Regions from separate parts of the Homo sapiens genome. Here region 1 is linked to region 2. A link is a contact called in ENCODE Hi-C data. All regions are on one chromosome and are shown on one strand. Each heading gives the region's core, a stretch centred on a gene start or an enhancer-like site at or near the end of the contact. The rest is flanking DNA. Distances are from core to core; before and after follow the strand shown. Region 1 has its middle 88 kb from the start of WSPAR. Region 2 overlaps FSTL4 (follistatin like 4).

Evidence for each region. Hi-C counts contacts between places; a loop is a spot of excess contacts on that map. Pooled maps may share reads with other maps.
Region 1: a pooled map shows a loop between it and region 2 (4-fold over the local background). The contact joins two enhancer-like sites. A Hi-C loop is called at or near these places in 3 of 37 single-sample maps with no recorded cell type and 2 of 50 pooled maps.

The regions. Positions count from the first base shown.
Region 1 is chr5:133,824,465-133,827,341 of GRCh38, reverse strand. It overlaps a transcript of FSTL4 not described here. Among named protein-coding and RNA genes, the nearest start is that of WSPAR, 88 kb to the left of the region's middle. RefSeq lists an enhancer at 2,473-2,522. Within about 2 kb of position 1,586, at least 6 of the 41 ENCODE cell types and tissues checked have a DNase peak (open chromatin) inside an H3K27ac peak, as active enhancers do.
Region 2 is chr5:133,239,133-133,241,949 of GRCh38, reverse strand. All of the region lies in intron 7 of FSTL4 (follistatin like 4), which reads left to right. Among named protein-coding and RNA genes, the nearest start is that of FSTL4-AS1, 16 kb to the left of the region's middle. RefSeq lists enhancers at 865-1,365, 1,156-1,435, 1,366-1,866. Within about 2 kb of position 1,254, at least 4 of the 41 ENCODE cell types and tissues checked have a DNase peak (open chromatin) inside an H3K27ac peak, as active enhancers do.

The sequences.
Region 1 (2,877 bases), core at 337-2,836, 590 kb before region 2:
CTGCTGTCAGGAAGGCCTGTCCTTGAACATGGTTGAACGATTCATTACCTGTCAGAGGCAGCCAGGTGTGTCTGTGCTGGGGGCTCACTTAGTTGGCTTAGTAATTAAAAGCAAACAAAGCCTGGATGGAGACCTATTGGTGCTGCTGGGGGCGCTGAGGCAGAAACAAGCAGGCAGGCAGCCAGGTCCCAGAGCCGAGGATGATGCGGTATCATAAGAGGTGACAGAGTGCTGCTTCCCTGGAGTGGGGAAAGCAAATGGCTCCTCTGCAGGCCGTCTTTACGGACCCACAAAGTTCCTGCTCCCATCTGGGCCTGGGGCGGGACTGTCACTGGGCGTGCCATTGGGCCTTCTGTGGTGAGAGGGGAGGAGGGCAAGGCCTGTTCTCAGATCCCTGCCCTGCTGGGCCCTGTTATTGGAATCACACTGGGTGCTGGTGACATCCTAAGAAAAGACAGAATTTTAGTTATTAAGTCAGTGGCAGTGGTGGGATTCAAACCCAGTGCTTCCTGACTCTAAAAGCCAGACTCTTGTTTTATTCCCTTAGGTTGGGGTATAGACTAGGTTGAATAGGTGGTCCCCCAAAAGATGTATCTACGTCCCTGAGCCCAGTGTGTGTGACTTTATTTGGAAAAACAGTTTTGCAGGTGAAATTAAATTAAGGATCTTGAGATGGGGTGATACTCCTGGATTACCTAGGTGGGCCCTGCATCCAAGTGTCCTTGTAGGAGAAAGGCCAACGGGGGATTTGAGACACAGAGAAGACACACGAAGAGGAGGCAGTGTGGCCACAGAGGCAGAGGTTGGAGTGATGCGGCCACAAGTCAAGGAATGCTGATGGCCACCAGAAGCTGAAAGAGGCAAAGGCAGCTTCTCCCTTAGGGTCCCTGGAGGGAGTCTGGTGTGGCAGGATTCTGGGCTTCTGGGCTTCAGAACTGTGGGAGAATCATTTCTGTCGTTATAAGCCACCCAGTTTGTGGTCCTTTGTTATGGCAGCCACAGGAAACTAACATGGGTGGCTCAGCACAAGTCAAAGGCTGGGATTTTCAGTCCCTTTGCAATCACTGTGGCATCTTTTTAGATATCAGAGGCAGTCCTGTCAGGCTGAGCATGGAGCCATGTGGCGCCATCTGAATCCATCTCTCCAGGCCTCTGGTGACATCGCAAGCTGCCCTAGTCTCAGTGTCCCTCTCATGTAGCCTGGAGTCCCCAGCCATGGAGCGCAGTGGAAGCTGACCTGATGCTGCATGTACTTTTGTGAATTGATTTTGCTCAGCTCAGAAGTTGCCTGCTTCTCACCTGGAGGCAGTGGCAGGAAGTTGGTGGTGTTTGGGGCCTTTTGCCCTGAAGTGGCACACCCCTTCTGCAGCCTCACCGGCAGGCGACCTCAAGGAAGGTTATAAATAGCAGCCGGGGATGGGTTCTGAGTGCCTTGAGGTGGAAACACAATACTTGATGACAGCTGAGCACAGGGGGAGACAGCTCGATGCTGGGGGCCATTGCTTCTCCGCAGCTCTGACGGTAATCAGAGCAGGCAGATGTCACCGACAGCTGGAGCTAATGGGCTGTCAGACAGGGCCGGACCAACCTGGGACATCCTCCGTGCTCCCTGGCACAAGTCCAGTCCAGACCGAGGGCACTCAAGCATGGGACGCCAGGGGAACGGCTTTGATGCCTACTGGTGAGGGCCATGCCCCTCCCTGCCTGGTGAAGCCTTGTTAGGAGTTGGTGGCTCTCCTGCACCCACCCCCGCGGATAGTTTTATTTTTCATCAGTGGGAAATGGTCATTTGAATTACTGATGAGAGATTAAAACTAAGCTAATTCAGTTCAATTTCTTCAATAGACAAAACTATTGATAATTAACCTAGAAGCAAAGGTCAATGCAGTGGTAAATGGCTGCAGAGGCAGAGGAATTGCAATGAGGAGCTATTAGTTTGTGCTAAGGTGGAAATTATACAAGAACCATCTTGAGAAACACTTTGAAATGAGTTCAAGATTCCAGACCAAAGTTTGGTGCCCACCTGAAAGACCTGCATCTCAGCCTGGGGACTTTTGAGCATAGGATTGGCAGGGCTTGTTTCTTGACTATGAAGTCCTGAAAAAGGAGTGAGCTGTGGTTTCTGGGGGGTGTGTCCTTCAAGGTGGCGTGGGAGTAGGGAGACCTGAGGCCTGGTTTTAACTGGTTTTGACTCCTGAGTCTCTGTGTGAGTGCAGCGAGGCACTGAGTCCCTGAGTGACCTCAGTGTCTCTGTGAAGTGAGGAGGTGGAGCCAGGCCACTGAGCCTCTTCATCTCTGCCACCACGGACTCTTGCCCTGTGGTTGTAATGAATGATTCCAGGGACACCAGGAAAAGGTGGGCAGGAAGCTGTGGTGCCCTCTCTATTTTTACACACAGCCACCCTCTGAAGGGGATTCACGCTGTGATTTATTAACTTGTCTGTCTGTGGAGTTGGGTGTCTTGGTGGGAGTCCTGGACTCAGGTACCATTTAGCAACCTTGAGAGTTCAAAGGGCTCAGCCATTGGACATGGTATGTGGTGGTTTCCCGGTGCATGCCTGGCTCCACCTCTCCCCTGCTCAAGGATGCCTGCGTGCTTTGGGCAGGAAAAGCCAAACTTGGTTGCTTTGGCAACAGGGGTCTTGGTGAGAAGCTGGTACACAAGCAGGTGCTTCCAGTGTGCCAGAGAAAGGCACAGGGCCTTCTTCGCCCCGAGTCTTCTTACTTCTCTGATGGAGCTGAGTCATGCATCACCTCTTGTTTAATGGTGGTGAAATATACTCAGGTACTCTGATACTGTGAAATATACATTTGGTCTTCATCTCCCTTTCCTGGCAAGAGATCCTGAAGCCCTGGAATCTCTAGAGGGATATGAGT
Region 2 (2,817 bases), core at 5-2,504:
TTGGTCCCTGAAATGAGCCATAGAAGGAAATTTATTTAAATCCTCTCTGGAGTGTCTCAACGACAGGAATCAGCTGTCATGGCTGTGAGTGTGGTCCAAGTTAGAGTCAGGAGCTGAAACCCTTGGTAAGGCCTTCTCAGCCTGGGGATTCAGGATCCAAGGATCCCCAGGAAGAGGGTTGCAGGTTTCCCAAAGGAAAGCAGCAGGTGTGAGGTGGTCTGGAACTTCAGATGACTGCTACAGTGCAGTCTAGAACCTGAGTCCCTTCCCGCCCCAGCTGGGGATGCCAAGCTAATTAGCCAAGGAGCCAAAGCCCCATTCAAGGGCTCAGGCCTGCACCTCACCAGAGGGCCCCATTAGCTGCCACCCCTACTACATAACACTCTGGAGTCCTGGCATGTCAAGAGGTATTTGCCTGCTGGCCTCTAAGGGTGGACAAGTGGAGGGCTCAGAGCAATGTCTCTGGCATGAGCCTTCTGTTGCAGGTGCCTGGGCCTCTGTGTATACCCAGATAATCAGGTTTGTCCCTATACGCAATTTCAACACGCATACCACTAGGTCAGAACTTCCCTATTTGAGTTTTTGAGCCAACTGAAGTTGGCTCTTCGACAGAAGACACCCTCACTTCTGACATAAACTGGAAGTCAGGTGGTTCCCAAAACCACCCTCAGGTTCAACAATTTGCTGGAAAAACAGAACTCATTGTAAGTGTTATACTCACAGTTAAAGTTTAATACAGCAAAAAGAGTACAGATTAAAGTCAGCCAAGTGATGAAGCCCAAAGGGCAGAGCCCAGGAGGGCTCTAAACGTGGAATCTCTGTTCTCCTCTCCCAGTGGAGTCACAGACATGTCACTGTCACAGTGTCAATTTCCCAGAGAAGCTCACCCAGGCCTCGGTGTCCAAAGCTTTTGCTGGAGCTCATTCAAATACTGCCCACATGGCTGCCCTCTCGTCCCCAGCCCCTCTAGAGACAGAACTGGTACCACCTGGCCCAAAGACCCCAGGCAAATAAAGAGACCCCTATGAGGCATGACATTCCAGAGCCTAGAGATTGCCTCCCTGTAGCCAAAGAGGGCAAGGCCAGACCTCCCTGGGTAATATGAATTCTTAACTATCCTTCCTCTCAGGGCTTCCCAGGAGGTAGCATCCTAGGCTAACACACTCCCTGAAATCAGCAAATATTCATTGAGCTCAGTTATGCACAGGAACCACATGACACGCTGAGAATAATACAGTCATGCACAAAGAGATGAGTCATGCGCGAAGAGATGAGTCATGCGCTAAGAGATAAGGGCCTCCCCTTTGGCATCCACAGTCAGAAGAAGACTGACCGCACACACCAGAGGACACCCAAGTCAGCCAGGGACCACACATGCCCCGAGCCTTGGAAGAACCAGGTGCTCTCCCCACAGTGGCTTCTCTCATGCCTCCAACTCCCTCTTCCAGGCCTGAACCTGGGAACGAGCAGGAGGACAGGCCCACTCCAGGTTGCTCACACTGAATGCAGCTGCCCACAACAGCCCTCTTCCAGGGGGCTCAGACAGCTACTTAGAGATTGCTCCAAGTTGCAGAGACTTCTTTTTCTTGAGAGGACTCTGAGAAAAAGGATGGTTCCTCAGGTCTTTGCAGGATGGCAAGTCCGTCTATTATGTCCGGAATTGGTGGGTTCTTGGTCTCACTGACTTCAAGAATGAAGCCGCGGACCCTCGCAGTGAGTGTCACAGTTCTTAAAGGCAGCGTGTCCAGAGTTTGTTCCTTCTGATGCTCGGATGCGTTTGGAGTTTCTTCCTTCTGGTGGGTTCGTGGTCTCGCTGGCTTCAGAAGTGCAGCTGCAGACCTTCAGGGTGAGTGTTGCAGCTGATAAAGTCAGTGTAAACCTAAAGAGTGAGCAGCAGCATTTATTGCAAAGAGCAAAAGAACAAAGCTTCCACTGCGTGGAAAGGAATCCCAGCGTGTTGCCACTTCTGACTCCGGAGGTCTGCTTTTATTCTCTTATCTGGCCCCACCCACATCCTGCTGATTGGTCCATTTTACAGAGAGCCGATTGGTCTGTTTTACAGAGAGCTGATTGGTCCGTTTTGACAGGGTGCTGATTGGTGCGTTTATAATCCCTGAGCTAGACACAAAAGTTCTCCACGGTCCCCACTAGATTAGCTAGATACAGAGTGTCCACACAAAGTTTCTCCAAGTCCCCACCAGAGTATCTAGATACAGAGTGCCGATTGGTGCATTCACAAACCCTGAGCTAGACACAGGGTGCTGATTGGTGGGTTTACAAACCTTGAGCTAGATACAGAGTGCTGATTGGTGTATTTACAATCCCTTAGCTAGACATAAAGGTTCTCCAAGTCCCCACCAGAATAACTAGATACAGAGTGCCGAATGGTGCATTCACAAACCATGAGCTAGACACAGGGTGCTGATTCGTGTGTTGACAAACCTTGAGCTAGAGACAGAGTGCTGATTGGTGTATTTACAATCCCTTAGCTAGACATAAAGGTTCTCCAAGTCCCCACCAGACTCAGGAGCCCAGCTGGCTTCACCCAGTGGATCCTGCACCAGGTCTGCAGGTGGAGCTGCCTGCCAGTCCCGTGCCGTGCGCCCGCACTCCTCAGCCCTTGGGTGGTTGATGGGACTGGGCGCCCTGGAGCAGGGAGCAGTGCTCTTCTGGGAGGCTCAGGCTGCGCAGGAGCCCACGTTGGCAGGGAGGGGGGTGGGGGTGGGGGAGGCTCAGGCATGGCGGGCTGCAGATCCTGAGCCTTGCCCCGCAGGGAGGCAGCTAAGGCCCGGCAAGAAATCCAGCGCAGCAGCTGCT